Regions from separate parts of the Mus musculus genome. Here region 2 is linked to region 1. Evidence: chromatin loops called from intact Hi-C (ENCODE). Cell type or tissue: gastrocnemius. All regions are shown on one strand. Each heading gives the region's core, and the rest is flanking DNA. Links, peaks and the distances in the headings are about the cores only.

Region 1 (9,572 bases), core at 3,008-8,007:
ATGGAATGGTTTTCCCATGAATACTTAGCTTCTCCATAAAGTAGTCATCCTTTTTTAAATTTTCTCCACAATATTATTGCTGAAGATTTGACTGAGAAGTTTGTGGGAGCTTGTCATTGTTGTTGAGATTTATGGATTTTGTTATTTCTTTCTTTGAGACAGAGTTTCTCTGTGTAGCCATGGCTGTCCTGGAACTAGCTCTATAGACCAGGCTGGTCTCGAACTCATAGAGATCTGTCTGCCTCTGCTTCGAGAGTGCTGGAAATTAGAGTGTGCACCACCACCACCCTTATTGTTGTTTAATGAAGTCAAACATGCTGGAACTGATCTTACCCCAGTTCTTCGGCTACTGTAGCTTATGTCAGAGGTAGGAAACTCTATAACAAAAGAAACAAGAACTGGGTGTTATTAGTAGTAGGCTGAAGAGTTCATAGATGGAGCAGGAGATATGCGGGAAAGTGTTTCAGAGTATATTCTCCCTGTGTGGTATACATAGTGCTGTGAAGTGATTTCAGAAAACCTTAGCCTAAAGCTACCAGAAGGGGTGTTATAGGTTTGTTCATTTGTTTTTGAGAGCTGGTCTCATAGAGCAGCCTACATGTAGTTAGTACCTTGAATTCCCTAGGTAGCCACGGATACCCTTAAACTTACAATCCCCCTGCCTCCACCCCCTGAGTGTTACAATTACAGGTGTGTGTCCTGCCCAGCTTAGTATGGGAAGCAAACCCAGAGCTTCGTGGATGCTAGGTAAAACTTGATCAGCTGAGCCACATGCCCGGCTCCTACACTAGCTTATTTATTTTTAGTTCATGAAATACTCTTCCCTGAAACACATACAAAATGCATTTCCTTTCCAGCCATTTGCTCCCATTGCCTTCAGTATTGTCATTATTAAGCCTATTGTTAGTCGTGTGTGTGTGTGTGTGTGTGTGTGTGTGTGGTGTGTGTATGCATGCACACGGGCACATATGTGCAGAGGCGAAGGCATCTTCATTCCATCATGTGCCTGTAGCAGTCAGAGGACACAACCATTTGGGCACCACTGTCCTCGTTTGAAACAAGACCTCTCCCTAGCCTGGAATCTGTCAAGTTGGCGAGGCTTCCGGCCATTGAGCCCCAGGGATCCTCTGACTCAGCCTCCCCTGGGCTTCGGTGACAAGCGCATGTCATCATATCTGACTTTTTTTAAAAAAACAAAAAAACAAACAACAACAACAAAAAAAAACATGGGCTTGGGGAATTTAACTCAGATCCGTGTGCTTGCAAGCACTTCACTGAGTTATCTCTCCAGCTCCACTGTAGAATTAAATGCTCAATTTAATATGTTCCCTCTTAATTGTGGTTTCCATATTTTTATAGAGATACATAAAATCATATGAGTAAATACGGCCTGAACAGAGAAGTAAGATTGTTTAGGGACAGGGAACTAACAGGAAGAAGGGGTGAGGAGAGGGAGAGCATGGAAGGATGAGGGGGCATATGCTGTCATACATTATGTACCTGTATGGATACTCTAAACGTACACGCATAAGCAAGAGCTTGACTCACCATCAGATTGCCTTTGCTGTTCTTTCAGAACACAAGGAGCCACCTCCCCAGCTGCAGATGCAGCAAGGCTTGAGTCTAAGCAAGGTCTGGGTGGTGAGAGAGCCACGTCCACACCACAGAGCTCCTCAGAACTTCCGTCTGTCTTCAGAAGTGAAGGCTGTGTGGTTAGCATCCTCCCCGTGAGGCCCACCATCTCCGCGTCATCTGGTGGAGAGACAGGATGCACTTGTTCCCGTTCCTGATGCTCTGAAGTCACCTGACTGAAAGGAGAGAGATGGGGAAAACTCATTTGCTGGTATAGTTCAGATCTCAGGGGGTCTCTCTGTGATCAAAGTTTGGTCCCTTGCATATGACGATGTCGGAGGAGGTGGTACCTAATGGCTGGGAGAATGTCTTGGAGGGGGTTCCGGCACTTGTCACTGTGTTCTCTTCATGACCACCCTGAAGGAAGCAGCCTCCTCCCCAGCCTGCTCTCCACCATGATGTGCAGCTGTCTTACACCACAAAACCAAAGCAACTGTGGAACGAACCTCTGAAACCAAACCAAATTCCTCTCTGTACACTCTCTTAAGTGTTTTGCCAGTTACAGAAAACTGATGGTACATTCCCAGTATCCTCCAGATCTGCAGGTCTCAGACCAGAGAACGTGTTGGGAAGTTAGGAAAATTGGTTCCCACGTGGTCTGGTTGAGTGGGGCTGTGGACTCCTACCAGGAGAAGTCCCCCTGCTTGTCCTGGCCTGCTCCTGCCAGCTCTGCCTTCTGGATTCAGTCCTAGTCAGTGATCCTTTCTTAGTCCCCGTTCGTGGGAACAGGAGAGTCAGACAAAACGAATTAATTAGCCAGGCCAGTACTCTCAAATTGTCTGCAATGGGAAACTGGTTTCTATTTTCATTAGCTACTTTTATTACCTTATTTTTATTATTTATTTTTTGAAACAGAGTCTTATATAATACAAGCTAGTCCCAAACTAGCTATGTAGCCAAGGATGGCATTGAACTTGGAAGCCTCCTGCCTCTACCACCCAAGTGTTAGGATTACAGGCATGCACCACCATATCCGGTTTATGAAGCACTGAGGATCAAACTCAGGGCTTCATGTATGCTAAGAAAGCCCTCTGCCTGCTGGGCTGCACCCCCAACTCCATCGTTTAGTTCTTTGAGAAAGACAGAGCCTTGCTTTTGTATAGTTAATCTTCCAAACAAAACAGCCACCATTTCCATCAGGCTGACTATTCCTGCTGGTAGGAGATCTATCACTAGCCAGTTTACTAGGAGGGTCGTGGAACCTCACCTGAGATTCTAGCTAGTCCTGCCAACCAACTGTACACAATTCTGTCCTAATTGCATGGGACCTCAGGAGGTATTAGGGTATAAACGATAAGGAAGGTTAATTGACAAAGACTCCATACCTGACTCTGGGGAAGCCAACATCGGTACTGGTTGAAGACTTTCCAATGTGGCTGCTTTGGGGTTTCCATGCTCCCATAAGCCCCTCCCCGATGCTCTCTAAGTGACCTCTGGTAGAGCCATGCTTTAGTTTGTCTTTGGGACCTTATAAGGAGGGGTAGACACTTTTTACATCTCATTGGGGAAAGAGATTTCCCAAGAGTGCCGCCTGCCCTAGAACAAGATATGTAAACCAGGCTGACCTTAAGCTTGTAGTCATCTTCCTGTCTCTGACTTTTGAATTCTAGTGCCAGAAGAAGCCATCTTACAACCTTCCAAGTCATTGCGGAGTGATACTTTTTGACAAATGTAATGAAAACTAGAGTAGAATGCCAAGAGTCAAAAACTGTTTTTGCATCAACTGATCAGTGGATGTGAGATTGTACTATCAAATTACTAATGCTCACCCTCATGGTCTGTACTAACATTGTCTTGTACTGGTCATGGGCTACAGAATAGCATTTTTCCAGAACAATGTAGGTATGCTATAGCCCTGAAGCCAAATCAGACCTTCAGTCTCTGTCTCTGTCTCTCTCTCTCTCTGTGTCTATGTGTGCTCGCACATGTGTGTTGGGGGGCTACTCCTCTGTGTGCAGGTACATTTGCCTATGTGCATTGAAATGGAAGCCAGTGGAGGGCATTGGGTGTCCCACACTGGTTAGAAGATTTCTTTGAGACAAGGTGTTTCACTAAACCTGAAGCTAGGCTGACAGCCAGCAAGTCCCAGTAATCCTCCTGTCTCTACCTCCCCACAGTGCTGGGGTTATAGGCATACACATATCTATTCCAAGCATTTTACATAGATACTGGAGATTTGAGCTCTGATCCTCATGCTTGCCAGCAAGTGTTCTTTCCGGCTGAGCTCCATCACTGCAACAGACGTCATATGGCCCACACACCTGAAATGTCTATTTATTGTCCAGCCCCTCTTCATCGCATTCATTGCCACACAACTGCCATCTTTTCTACTTAAATTACAGCCCAGTACCTTGGAGGATATTCCTTACTTGCTTTCTTTCAAGTCTTCTTGGCTTGCTTCTTGGAGAGGATCCGGTGGAAACGTCACAATAATCTCCACACCTGTAGAAAGTCATGACAAGAGTAGATGAAGAAAGAAAGGAGTGAACTCCTAATGGATGAAATGCTTTAATCTATTTAGATAAGTCTACTCCTAAGGGTCATAGAATAAATGTTAGTTAGGGGGTGGGGCTTGGCCAATTTCTCCAGCACGTCCATGTTGTGCCAAGTATGTGCCACCTCCAGCTAAGGATGGTGGTGAGTGTGGCCCACCACAAAATTATATACTTGGCTAAAATATCCTGAAAGTGTGTGTGTGTGTGTGTGTGTGTGAGAGAGAGAGAGAGAGAGAGAGAGAGAGAGAGAGACTTGAGTGCACTGTTCTTGAGTGTGAGCTTTGGGATGACAGTTTGAAGTCATAATATCGAAAGGTTGGTTTTATGTTAATTTCCAGATACAGGGTAGGTTTGCTTAGTGAGGAGTCTGACACACGCCCCATTAGCTGAGTTTAGTGTTCAGGACCCACATGGTGGAAGGAAAGGACCGACTGGCACATTATCCTTTGACTTGTGTATATAGGCTGAGGTATGTGTATATCCACGCACATATATACATGTAGAAAAAAATAACTAAAATGTAATCTTCCAGATGGAGAGGAGAGTCTTTGACTGATCAGTGTCCTGTTTGGAGATAAAAAGTTCCCCTTGAATATAACAGACAGCACCTGCCTCCCAGAGAACCTATATTAACTGAAATCCATCAGCTACAAAGAGAAATTCTGTCAAAAAGATCATTGTTTCTTTGAATTATTAAGGTTTAAAACCTTAAGAGCCCCCCGCCCCGCCCTCCCCCCCCCCCAGGCAACTTGAGACACTGTTGGGCTTTCTGAGGACCTGGCTTTAAAGTTTATGAAAGTCAGAGGCAGTTTGAGCACAGGACTCTTCCAGAGGGGGGCAGGGGTCGTTTGTTTTCATCAGTTTTTCCAGGATCAATGATGATCATTATTTTAACTGTTACCAAGTTATGCTCTGTACTCAGCCTGGAGAAAGGCAGTGACTAAGACTAAGGAAGGCTGGAGGCTGCTTGGCACAGTGCAACGGGGCACAGAGGTAGAGGAAAGGAATGATGGGAAATGGAAAGCATGAGACTGGGGCTGGGCTGGAACAGTAACTATGTAACCACAGAGAGCAGGAGCAGGTGGCCGTCCAGGGAGGGGCAGCAGGCCAAGCCTGATCCAGATAAAGGATATAACAGAAAGATGGAGGGTTTTTTAGTCATATTCTCTCTCTCTCTCCTCTTTCCTCTCTCCTCTCTCCTCTCTCCTCTCTCCTCTCTCCTCTCTCCTCTCTCCTCTCTCCTCTTTCTCTTTCCCTCCCTCTCTCCCGCCCTCCTTCCCTCCCTCTCCCCTCTCCTCCTTGATCCCTTCCCCCTGCCCTCCTCTCCCTCTCCTTCTGAATGTGTGTGTTTATGTATACGAACATACACATGATGCCAGTGTCATCCCTCAGGCACTGTCCATCTTGATTTCTTGTTTGTAAGTTTTGTTTTTGTCTTTGGGGAACAGGGTCTCTCCCTGGCCTGACACTCACTAGGTAGGCCGGGGCATCAGGCATTTTTTATGTGGGCTCTGGAGAACAAACTCAGGGCCTTATCTTTGTAAAGCAAGCACTTTACCAGTGGCTGTCTCTCCAGCTTCTGTTCTTTCCCTTTGCAAGTTGTTTTCAAAATTTCACCACATACTTCTGAAATTGCCAGAGAACCCCAAAGCAACAGTGCTATCTTTAGGGACAAGTTGATATACCTTCTGTCCTTCGTGGCCAGTTTTCACCCCTGGGAGCTGCTCCTTCCCTAGCCAATATGAACGGGCTGAAGTCATCTTCAAGGTCAAAGTCCTGTAAGATCACAGACTGAGAGCTCAGAGAGGTTCTGGGGAGATGCTCAGTCAAACACTTGCCACACAGGCATGAGCAACTGAGTTCAGTAAGCGCAATCCGCATTTAAAAGCTTGGTGTTGGGGCACACATTTGTAACACCAGCCCTGGGAAGCAGACGCACGTGTGGTTACCTGGGGTCAGCCAGCCGTGATAGGTTGGCTTTAGAGCAACAGCAGCCAAGGTTGGCTTGCACATGTATACACACATGTGTGAACACATACACACTTTTTAAAATCTAAACGTTAAGGTGGTGACTCAACATACTAGTTTGTTGGCAGGGTGAATGCTGACCTTCCAAGGGTAAACTTTGACACTGTGAATTCCTTCTAAATTGGATAAAATATTTAGGACTTTAAACATCGAGGAAGGTTCCATTCCCCCGGAGCAGAAGCGGTTAATTGCGTAATGACAATGGAAGATCAAAGCTGAAATCCCACCCTCAGTATTTTCTACTTTAAGCTGCTACAAATGCCCTCTGCACGGATAAGTGGAAAGAATCCTTCAGACACAGTCACAGGGAAGCAAACTGCGAGGAGCTACAACGTCAGCCTACAGCTGATCCCTGGGGCATCACAGAAGATCAAGAAAGCCCTGCTCCCAGGGAAACTGCAGATAGAACCCCAGAGGGAAGCAGGCAGCAAAGCTGATTACAGTTTTCTCTAGGACTGTTCTCTGATCTGATCATGGGGCACAACTTCCCAAACTCCCTTTGGCCTTCTAGAAAATAAGCCTTATGTTTGAAAGCCAACTTGATTTATAAAGAAGTACTCAGAACTCTTTAAAGGGAAATGTTTTCTTTGTATGATAGAAGTCATTGTCTTTAATTTTTAAAACTTATTTTCATTTATTTTATTTTTATTTATTTTTTAAGACAAGGTTTCTGTCCTGGAACTTGCTCTGTAGACCAGGCTGCCTCTGCCTCCTGAGTGCTGGGATTAAAGGTGTATGCCGCCACCACCTGACTTAAAAAAGATTATTATTGAGCGCGTGCATATGTGTGTGTGTGTGTGTGTGTGTGTGTGTGTGTGTGTGTGTGTGTGTATGTACACATGAGGACACATGCTTGTGGCACAGGGCACATGTGGAGGTCAGAAGCTAGCTTGTGGGATTCAGTTTTCTACTTGCAGTATGTGGGTCCCAGGGATTGAACTTAGGTAGCCAGGCTTGGTAGGAGCAAGCACCACTACTTTCTGAAACATCTGCCTCAGAGTTATTGTTGGTGATATTCTCCTTTAATGGAAGTTGTTACTATTGATTTTGTGCTTTTAATTTTCTACATCTAGGCTGGGGATGTAGTTGACTGTGCCCAGCACCATATATAACTGGGCATGGAGGCACATGTTTGTAATCTCAGCACTTGGGAAACCGAGGCAGAGGCCGGAGTTCAAGGTCATTTTTGGTTATGCAAGCAGTTTGAAGCTGGCCTGGGATGCATGAGACCTGTCTCAAAAATAAACACCGTATTTAAATGGAAAGGCGCATCTAGGCCTCAGTTCTATAACAAAGTCCTACGACCCTGGCACTGTGAACTTTAGGAACACTACAACTGCCCAAAGATTCTAAAACCTTAAAGAAAGAAGGGTGGGGAGAATAGAAAGCATAGGAAACTAGGTTGTGAACAGATTTCTTTAAAACTCTGTTGGAATGTCAAGTATGATGTCTCAATGGGGAATGACACTTGCTGCCAAAAATGGTCACCCAAGTTTGATCCTGGGAGCTGCATAGGAAGAGAGAACTGATCCCCAAAAGTTGTCTCCTGATGTCCATGAGTACTGTAATATGCATTTGAATTCTAGTCCCCATAAATAAATGTAATTAAAAATTTTTAAATACCATTAGAAGGTAAAAATACTCAGAAATGAAAAGACTCCCACACTGGAAAGAAAGTATTAATGAAAAAAATTTAAAATGTATAAAATAAATAGAATCCTATGACATAGAATTCAATACAGATAAAACAGGAACTGCCTTCTGTGTTATTCACATACAAGTTAGGGGCAGATCGAATGTCTGTCTTCCCAAAGAGATTTTATGTTTGAGTCCTAAATTTCAGAGTGATGTCAGGAGGAAGTAGGACCTTTAGGAGGGAATTACTTCATGAGAGTGGAGCCCTGATAGTGGCCTGAGTGGTCCTAGTCAAGACACCAGTGAGCCAGAAAGAGGAACTAACCAAAGGCTTCCAGCGTGCATACACTGAATTGAAACATTCTTTCGGCAGAGAGAAGGCAACTCCTAAGAGTCAGGAAGCTCATAAAGCTACCGAGACTCTGACCTACCCTGAGGCTATATAAGCAGTAAAAAAGAATTACTTGGGGGCTGAGTGAAAAGAAGAGAGAGAGAGAGAGAGAGAGAGAGAGAGAGAGAGAGAGAGGCTCTTTAATTGAGGTACTTATAGATCACAAGTTTCAAGGATGCAGCTTTCCCGGATTCATCGCCCATTTATTTCGGTGATCCAGTGGCCTTTGAGTCATCCATGGTTCTGTATACAGCCCCTTATCCATGATCCTATAAATAAGCTAATGAACTCACTGCTCCACTGAGCTGGCTGTGAATGGAATCTTTCCTTTGGTCTATTGTCTGTACTCTGACAGATGGCTAGACATGGGTTTATGTCTGAAAAGCCATATAACAGCAACCTATTCTAACTCCTTAGTCCCTAGAACTGAGAAATAAATTTCTGGTTTGTTTTGCTTTTGTAGTTTTGTTTTGTTTGAGACAGGGTTTCTCTGTGTAGCCCTGGCTGTCCTGGAACTTGTGATACAGACCAGGCTGGTCTTGAACTCACAGAGATCTGCCTGCCCCTGTCTCCCAAGTGCTGGGATTAAGTGCATGCAACATTGCCGCCTGACTTAAATTTCTGTTCTTTATTATCTCACTCACTCGCTATATGGATTTTATTGTGACAGTAGAAATTAAGACACACATGTGCACACACAAACACACACAAACACACACAAACACACACACACACACACACACACACACACACACACACACTCTCGGTACAACCTAACTAGCTAATTTGCGTATTTAAATTTATGTAAATGAATGTTTTGCCTACATGTACGTCTACCACATGCATGCAGTCCTAGCTGAGGCCAGAAGAGGATGTCAGATCTCCTAATACTGAAGTTTCAGATGGTTGTGAGCTCCTATGCGAGTGCCAGGAATCAAGTCTTCTGGAAGAGCAGTCAGTGCTCTTAACTACTGAGCCATCTCTCCAGCCCCTAATTTACAATTTAAACATGATTATACTAATACTGTCATTAGTCAGCTGGATGGGGTGTTACATACTATGGGATCCTGGGAAGCTAAAGTAGGAGTTCAAGACCAGCTTACACTACATAGTAAGTTCTAACAGTATAACAAGACTGCCTCAAAAATATGTGTACACGATATTGATATTTATAGAAATCATATATGATTATTACAAAACATTGAGGCAGTACAAATAAAATAGTAGGTTGACCAGACATTTCATTTTTATCGTTGTGCTTTTTTAAACTGTTTTTAAAAAGATTTAATCATCTTATTTTATCTACACAAATGATTTGCTTGCATGAATATGTCTGTACTGCCTGCATGCCTGGTATCTTTGGCGATCAGAAAAGGGTATGGAGTTATGGG
Region 2 (9,572 bases), core at 2,043-7,042, 73 kb after region 1:
TCTTAGGAACACTGCTTGCTTTCAGATCCACCTAGATCATCAAAGGACACTTACTTTTTTATAGTCTGAGAGTTGAGACAGGAAGGTGAATCATTACCTAATTTGAGTTCATCTGAAACATTAACTTAGAGACTCAGCATCTTTCTGCACTGCAGATCTGCACATACTCTGTACTGCTAGTGTTGTTTTGGGGGTTACAGATGCAGTTTTAATTTACAGAAACAGAAACCTGTGAATGGTGAAAATTAACTCTACCTTTAAATGATAAAGAAATACTTCACAGAGTTGGTTTTAAAGTTTTTTTCTTTTGCTAAAGTGCCAATAGGCTTCATCAGTTTGTTAGGGTAAGGAGAGGAGAAGCTAAGTGTATCTTTGTAATGAATGGGAATCTGTATTCTTCCTATAGAGATTGAAAATATCTGACATTAAATAAACAGGACAGTTTTGAGGTTTAGGATATTTACTGTTTAATGAGTGAGCCTAATTTCTGCTCCTTTTTACCCATATTCTTTAGCCAGGTACCACTGTTTGTCCAAATACATCACAAATGGCGACGAATGTACATGGGAGAATGTCAAGGTCCTGGTGTTCGTACTGACTTTGAAATGGTTCATCTTCGAAAAGTGCCAAGTCAGTACACTCATTTGTCAGGCCTGCTGGACATCTTCAAATCCAAAATTGTGAGTTGACGTTGGTGGTGTCAGTCTTATTTGGAATAAAATAAAAGCAGTTTGGTAATTTGAGTATATAGAAATTTTCTATCATCAATTATGTAATAAATTGTAATCAAACTTGATTAGCAAACTGAAATAAATTATGTAAGTTAAATTTATGATTTTATATATTAGTTAAAAAATTAATTGAGTTGGAGAGATGACTCAGCAGTTCTTCCAGAGGCTTTGGCTTCCATTCCAGCACCCACAGGGTGGCTCTCAGTCTTTTGTAACCCCAGTTCCAGGGACTCACTCCAGTGTCCTCTTCTGACCTCTGAGGGCACCAGACACACATGTGGTGCACAGGTACACATGCAGCAACCCCCCCATAAACCTAAAATATAAAAAGAAAAGGAAAATGAATTGAAAAGAAAAAACCAACTGATATTGCATTTTTCTTTAGTGTGACCCACTCAGGAGGACGCATCTGAGCAGTGTTTCTGTCTGGATGTTTAACATAAATAGAAATGTGTAAAATGTGTAAAAGCAACCGCTTATTTCCAAAGTTGAACTTTTTTAACAGAGTAATTGGTCTAGACTCATGAAATAAACGCTGCAGCTGTTTAGATTAAAGAAGGTGAATGAGATGACTGCCGCGTACAGTGAATGGTTTTTACTCGATCAAGGCAGAGCAGACAGGGAAGACCTGGTTTAGGATTGTTGGGATAGTTTTAATATGTACTGAGTATTTAAAAATTAGTGTTGATGTTAGATTTCTTGTGTTAAACATTGAAGCTGCATAGGAAAACATCCTTCTTAAGTAGTTGCTGAGGTACTGAGAAGTGAACTAACTGCCTTGGTGATTACACATTTTAAAGGGTTCAGGAAAAAAATACACGTGGAGGGGAGGGTTCTGTGCCACAGAACTTGGTACAAGTCATGTGAGTGTTGATTATATTCATTTTCCAACTTTGCAAGGTTTTATTATTTTAAAAAGGAATTTCTCTGTTTTAAATAGGTATTGTTTGTTAGGATTAGAACTTGATTAGAAAAGCACGGAACCAGAGGTTTGGCTTAGTGTAGTAGAAAGCCTGCCTAGCATGCATGAGAGTCTTTGTTCTATCTCCAGTGCTGTGGTGGTTTGAATGAGAATAGCCCCCATGGGCTCTTGTGTTTAAATCTTGATCCCCAGTTAGTGCAGTCTGAGAAGAATTAGGAGGTGTCCTATTTGAGAGGAATGTCACTGGAGGTAGGCTTTGAGGTTTTAAAAGCCCATGCCAGGCCAAGTGTCTTTTTCCATTCTCTGCCTACTGCCTGCAGATCAGGATGTAAAGCTCTCAGCCAGGGAGGGATAGGGCTCCGCTGGCCAGCCTGTTTGCCAGCATGCTTCCCTGCCATGATGTTACAGATTAACCCTCTGAAACAGTAAGCAAGCCCCAGTTACTTGCCTCCCTTTGTAAATTGCCTTAGTCATGGTGTCTCCACAGCAATGAAACAATAACTAAGAACATTCCCAGTACTATAAAAAGGAAGAATTGAAGCTTGGAAGGAGGCAGGCTGCCTGGCCAGCCAAACTCAAATCCATCTGAAATACAGGATAGGAATTTTAAAGTCAGGTCTTCTTTTTATCATTTATTTTTTCTTAACATAATCTTTTGTGGTTGTCTCAATTAAAAATCAGTCTTGGAAACATTTGATGTATGTAGTAACTTTGTTACCCAAGTCTTCTGGGCTCTGAAATCTGAACTATCTAATTCTGTATATAATATGGTGGGAATTTTTTTTTTTTTTTGAAAAGCCCAACTTTGTGTTGATTTCTCTTCATTTCCTTTTTTTTTTTCTTTTTAAACATCAGAAGTATTTAATTAGCATTTTGTGAAATTTCTGGTCTGATGCCAATATTTATAATCTTATCCCTTCTTTTTTTGGTTTTTCCAAGACAGAATTTCTCTGTGTAGCCCTGGCTGTCCTGGACTTGCTTTGTATACCTGACTGGCTTTGAACTCACAGAGATCTGCCTGTCTCTGCCTCCCAAGTGCTGGGATTAAAGGCATACCTCACCATACCTGGCTTCTTGTTTCTTTTTTAATGGTCAGAAGTAATTTCTCTTTTCTTTTTGTAACTAAAACTTTATTGTAAAAAAGCCTTCAAAAATCTTATTCCTTTTAAGAAATAGTAATGAACATTTTCAGATATTTTTGTATTACTTCTGTGTAGCTCAACATTTCTCTTTGGAAACTTCTATTTTAAAGAGACTGTCTTGATGTGTGAAGCCTAACTTAGATTTTGGCTGTCAATAGCTGAGGTTTTAAATGAAAAGCATTGTTAGTTTACCATGTCACCTCTCAGCCTTTCACAGTTTTAAAGAACTCTTGATGGTTGGCTTCTCTCAAAATTGATCTGAGAAAATTGAAGTTAAGGTAGTTGAGCACTGTAACGTTTTCTTCATAGTTAAAGCTGTCCACATCTTTATAAAATTACCCTTTAACTGTCACCTGAGATAGAGTAGCTGATTTCATTTCATAGAGCACTAACTTTTAGGAAAGAGTTCCTGTTGATGGGCCCAGTTTTGCCATTTGCTGTCACATAAAGTACAGCTTTAAATCTCTTCCACCATACTACTAAATATTTGAACCTTCTCAGTGCTTTTCCTTTTCAACTTTAATATGTTTAGTTATTTCATGTTCCTTATAAATCATGGTTTTATAATTTAATAGCTAATTTGTATATTTGTTTTAGAACTATACTTTTTGCCTATTCTTTTTAATAAAAGTTTTATTTGGGCCCAGAGAGGTGGCTCCATGGTTAAGAGCATTGACTGCTCTCAGAGGACCTGGGTTCCATTCCCAGCACCTACATTGTGGCTCACATCTACCTGTTACACCAGTTCCAGGGGATCTGATACCTTCTTTCTGGCCTTCACAGGCACCAGGCACTCAAGTGTCATGTAAACATTCATTCATGCAGGAAAGCACTCAAACACAGAAAATAAAGCAAAAAAAAATTTTTTAAAGATTTATTTATTTATTTATTTATTTATTATATGTAAGTACACTGTAGCTGTCTTCAGACACTCCAGAAGAGGGCGTCAGATCTCGTTACGGATGGTTGTGAGCCACCATGTGGTTGCTGGGATTTGAACTTCGGACCTTCGGAAGAGCAGTCGGGTGCTCTTACCCACTGAGCCATCTCACCAGCAACAAAATTTTTGAAATTAGTTTTACTTTGAAATTTTAACTTTTCTAGCCGTTGTGTGTGTTAGTTTTATAAACTCACGGTTGCTGTCTATAGAGCATTGTAGAACCAGGTCTTAAAGTAGCAGTTGGAGCTTCTTGACCTGCTCATATTGGAAGTGTTGTCTATGTGATCTTGGAATTTGAGTTTCTCTGCTCAGGCTGTGAGGGGGAGTTATTTTTCAGGCATATGGCTACATTCTTTGGAAAAGTGTGACGCACCCTTGTTGTGCTCAAGACTTTGGTACCTTACATTTACTTTATTTAAACATTTATTTTTTATTGCATTTATTTTGTATGTGTGCATGCAAATGCACACACATTCACATACATATTATGGTGCATGTGTGGATCTCAGAGGGACAACTTGAGGGAGTTGGATCTCTTCTCTATGTGGGACCCAAGGATTGGGGTCAGATCATCAGGATTGGTGGCAAGTGCCTTTAACCACTGAGCCATCATGTTAGTGGCCTTGGTCCTTCATTTAATGTCATCTGTAATCCCCCAATATGTCTTCATTCACACTGTCAGATTGTAACAGTCATGTGCTCTGAGCCCCGTGTAGCCCCTCAAGTCTTCTCAGAATGCCTTTCCTAGGACCTACAAACGTGTCTGTGCCATGTTTGATCCTTACTCTTTTCAGATATCTCAGTCTACATCTATCCGAACTGCCAGGACTAGGGCAGAATGACTGAATACTAGGCCTTAAAAAACAAAGAACAAAAAAACAACCCAACCAGAATCATACTTTTTCTAGGGTACAATAGGCTAAGGTTTGGATTTGTTTCTTATCATACCCACCTTGTACTTAGTCTCTGAAATGAGTTTTTGTTTATCCTAAATTACCAGTGATATGTGTAGGGGCTGCTTCTGAGCTATAAGATTCTATAGTTTTGTTTCTCAGGGGATAGTATTCAAGGGAACAAAATCAAACCTGTGCTTAAGATGTTCCCATGGGACTCCTGAATCTGTTTCAATCTTGTTTTGCTTAGTGGGCAAGAAGTCAGGGTCGTAGAATTTTTATTATTGTTAGTGAACTTATGGATAATTCTAAGTCTATTGTTAACGATTTATCTAATATAATCTATTTTGTATGAGTGATTATGGTTAAATATTAAACCTAATTTTGATTTCAATTTTTCTTGAAGATACCATTTCCCGAAATGTATCGATAAACTTTAAAAAGTATACAACTCTCTGTGACATTCAGTGACTGAAATGGATAGTAAAGTATAGGTGCTGGAGAGATGGTTCAGCAGTTAAGGTCACTGCCTTGTAAAGGACCCAGATTTGATTCCCAGCACACACACGTGTGTGTGTGTGTGTGTGTGTGTGACAGAAGCTTAAAACCACCTGTAACTGTAGTTCCAGACAAACTGAGCCCTCTTTTGATCTCCTTAAGTACTACATGCACGTGGCTCAGACAGGCATGCAGGCAACACACACACACACACACACACACACACACACACACACACACACACATATAAATATACAACTATGCTTTATAACAAAGTTGAAGATCACTTTGCTTAATGGGATATATATTTTCTTTTCTGGTAAGAGTTTAAGCTCAGCCGGGCATGGTGGCGCAGGCCTTTGATCCCAGCACTTGGGAGGCAGAGGCAGGTGGATTTCTGAGTTCGAGGCCAGCCTGGTCTACAAAGTGAGTTCCAGGACAGCCAGCCAGAGCTATACAGAGAAACCCTGTCTCGAAAAACCAAAAAAAAAAAAAAAAAAAAAAAAAAAAAAGAGTTTAAGCTCTTTATTTTAAAGTAATTTGTTCCCTGGCCTTGTTTTTAGACCTTTATGCTTATTTCTTTGGATTTTGACATTCAGTCTCACTGTATTACCCAGGCTGGCCTGGAATGGCCTGGGACTGTGAGAACACAGCAGCAGCTTCTTTTTTTTTTTTTAACGTACATAACTTTTCCATTAGATGAAAATATTTGTGGAAAAAATACGCAGAGGTTAAAGAGATCTCTTGCTCTACAAAGACCCAATCAAATAATAGTGGCATTTCCTGGAGTTTGCTTTTCCAGTTTTTAAGTTCTGTAGTCTCTTCCTCCTTAGTTTTCTTTCCATACAGAGTTTATTAGCTTAAAACCGTTGCACTTCATTGTGATGCTTTTGTCTCTGTGACACTTCTCCCCTGACCTTTCCCCTTCCTTGTGCTCTCCTCTCCCCCACCTCCCTGCAGTGACCCCTGTTCCACTTGAATGTCATGTGACGTGTCGCCCACTCCCTTTCTCAGTCCCTCTTGATCCCCACTCAGGGTTCCCTATCCAGTTTCATAGGCTGTACCTATTCCTACAACCACTTACTTACATGCACACAGACATTAAAAGTTAAGATCTGGCTCTTAAAATCTTTCCATCCCCCCTTGGTGATCGCCGAGCCTTACTTTGTAGAGGTTACATTATAGATGTGTCAGTTGGGATTGCAGTTTTTTTTCCTTTCCAAAATTTTATTTATTTTAAGGCATGTATCACTATGTAGCCTTGGCTGGCTTGGAAGTTGCTGTGTAGACAATTCAGATCTCAAACTCACAAAGCTCTGTCTGCCTCTGTCTCTCGAGTGCTAGGATGAACGGCCTGCACCATGCTCAGCTAGTATCTTCCGTCTTGGTTATTTAAGCTATACACAACTGGGTCAGTCTTATTTTTTTTTTCATGTTTGACTCTATACACTAGTGTTTGAAACTGTAAACTTAAAATTCTAGTTTCTCAGCTTTGAAATGTTGTTGCTGAAGTTTTTAAACACAGGCTAAAACATTTACATGGTATTGTCTTTGCATGTGTTTCTAGGGCTGTCCTTTAACTCCATTGCCTCCAGTTAGCATTGCGATTCGGCTCACATACGTGCTTCAGGATTGGCAGCAATACTTTTGGCCTCAGCAGCCTCCAGGTGAGAACATTTGGAACTGTGTTTAACCTATTAAAATAGATTGAAAAGAAAATATATTAAGAAATTAAGATTATCTAATGGTGTTTCATACTAGGAATTCCTGTATTCTTTTAAATGTAATTGCTGATTTTGTTATCTGTATAATTTTATTTTCCTGAAGAAAGCTCTCACATCTTTTTGAGACAGTGCTATTTCATATTTGACAGTCTGTGAAAGCTGACATGATTTATAAAGCAACCCCTGTGATAGAACATTGTGTGCATTACCATACAGTGAATGATAAAAATACCCATGTTTAGAATGTCACAGAAGCCATCCTCATAAGCTGAAAACAGTAATGTCGAAACCTTAAGAGCAGCAGTTTTGAACCTGTGGGTTGTACCCCCTTTGAGAGATGAACAGGCCTTTCACAGGGTTCACCTATGACGATCCTAAAACACAGATATTTATATTATGATTCATATCAGTAGCAAAATTAGTTATGAATTTAGCAATGAAAATAATCTCATGGTTGGGGTTCACTATAACAAGAGGGACTGTATGGTCGTAGCATTAGGAAGGCTTAGAGTATGGGGAAAAGAAGAAATAAATTTGTATATTGTTTTATGGAAGAAGATTGTAGAATATCTAATATTAATTATTATCCCAGGCTATGCCAAGGACTCAGATATGAACAATGCGTCACCTAAGTTCTAGACAAACTCAGCTTGGGGACATAGAACCTAATTGAGGTTTTCGTTGGTTTTTTTTCTTCCTGCTTGCTTTGTTGGATATAGTTGTTTATAGTGCTTCTTTTAATACCATTTATTTAATGTATGTGCCATGGTGTGTGACATCAAAGGAAGTCACAGGACAGCTTGTGAGAGTTAGTTCTTTTCTATCATGTGGGTCTGGGGATGGAACTTGGGTTGTCAAGCTTGGTGGCAGACACCTTTACTTGCTAAATTCTCTTGCCAGCCTCACAGTACTCTACTTTTAACCCTTTTTGTTTCTGAAATAATGTCTGTACTTCCTTTAAAATATTTTTGTTTTGGTTTGGTTTTGTAGTCCTGGTTGTCCTGGAGCTCATTATATATACCAGACTGGCCTTGAACTCAGAGATTCTCCTGTCTTTGCCTCCAGAGTGGTGTGATGAAAGGAATGTGCCACCATACTTGACCAAAATGTTTTTAAAAATTCTTATTATCATATATGCATTGTACAAAGTGATGTTTCATAAAGAAATGTTCATTTAAGTCATCAAATATATGCATATATATGTTGCATATGAGAGAAAACAATATTGGACTCATTTCTCCATTACTGTCTCATTTGCTCTCTCTCTTTAGACTTTTCATTCCTGCAAATATACATACATTCTGCATATATACATACTATGCACTTGTGTGTACGCGCGCGCGCGCACACACACACACACACACACATATAAGCATACACACATAGGCGTGTACACCCTTTAAATATAGAGAAAACATACAATATATGTTTTTCCAGGTCAGTCTGATTTTGTTTAACATGATGACCCACTTTCCTGGGAATGACATAATTTTTTTTTATGACACAAACTTCACTGTGTATATATGAATCATATTTTCTTTACCTATTCATCTGTTAGTGGATATCAAGGATGGTTCCATATCTGAGCTGTTGTGAATGTCGCAAGTATTTTTGTGGTATGCTGACTTAGATTCTTAGTATAGTTGGATAAGATAATTTATCTTGAATTTTATTTATTTATATTTATCTGTGTGTGTTTGTGTGTGTGTGCGTGCGCGCACATGCATGCGTGTGCATGTGCGCCTACCATATGAACAGTGTGTATAGAGGTTCAGATGTCTTCCTTTATCATTCCCACTTCATTCATTCATTCATTCATTCATTCATGGGGGGGAGGTACATTTTACTAATTTCTTAGTAACAAATACCAAAATGGGAAAGAATAAATGGGGGTGCTGATAATTAATTCCCTCTGTGGGAAGGCTCAAACGCCCCAGGATCCGTTTTCCTGTCAACTTTGGGTACTTGCTGTGGGCCCTGTGTGCTGAGGCAGAGCATATTTGGTAAAGTCGATAAGAAGACAGAAGGCATTGATGGCTTTTATATTACTTGGGGTGTTGGGGGTTGTCTGGCCGCCTGGCCTGGCCTGCCCTCATCCCTTTTCTTTCATTTGTTGGCTTTGGTCTTGTAGGTGCAGGGCTTGTTCATTCATACACATGGTCTGCTAGTACTGTGCCCTCTTCGGGGTACCTTTTGGTCTTGGTACCTCTGCTTCTTTCACATGGCCCACAGCTCTCAAATTTGGGTCTGCAGTCAGCTTCAAATTCCTTCTTCCAGTTGTGGTGTCCCTGCATGGGTGTCCTAGGCCTGGGCTCTGCAGTCACCCTCTTGGAGACCACTCTGCAGTCCTTACTGTAGACACCATGCACTCAGTCCCCAGCCAGCCCTTGTTCATTTGTCTTCTTTGTGAGACAGGGTCTCTCATGGAACCTGGAACTTAGGATTTCGACTAGACTGTCTGGACAGCAAGCCCTCAGGATTTGCCCGTCTTCACCCTCTTGTTGGGCTTACAGGTGTTTGTCATTGTGCCCAGCTTTTATGTTTGTATTGGGGAATCCAAACTAATGTCCTTATGTGGGCACAGTAAGCACACTGCTTACTGAGCTATCTATCATCTCATCTCTACTCCATCTTAAAAGACAGCCTTCTATGGGCCAGATTTATAAGTGTGTTTATATTTCAAATATACTTAATAAGAAATGAAATATAAACTTGTAAATAA

What was found. Peaks named below come from ENCODE experiments on the same cell type or tissue, not always from the same donor. Only the 100,000 strongest peaks of a DNase experiment are listed, where the experiment ranks them.
Region 2: a loop joins it to region 1, with 4 times the contacts of the local background. A loop is called at or near these places in 15 of 42 quality-filtered maps.

The regions. Positions count from the first base shown.
Region 1 is chr1:127,828,723-127,838,294 of GRCm38, forward strand. It overlaps Map3k19 (mitogen-activated protein kinase kinase kinase 19), which reads right to left. Exons shown (of 14, transcript NM_011737.2): 7 at 5,813-5,903; 8 at 4,002-4,074; 9 at 1,549-1,808; 10 at 334-377. Among named protein-coding and RNA genes, the nearest start is that of Map3k19, 22 kb to the right of the region's middle. In gastrocnemius, for the core only: no CTCF peak of the experiment used is centred there; a DNase peak (open chromatin) is centred at 5,216.
Region 2 is chr1:127,903,158-127,912,729 of GRCm38, forward strand. Rab3gap1 (RAB3 GTPase activating protein subunit 1) reads left to right here. Exons shown (of 24, transcript NM_178690.4): 7 at 515-680; 8 at 6,694-6,793. Among named protein-coding and RNA genes, the nearest start is that of Rab3gap1, 39 kb to the left of the region's middle. In gastrocnemius, for the core only: no CTCF peak of the experiment used is centred there; no DNase peak of the experiment used is centred there.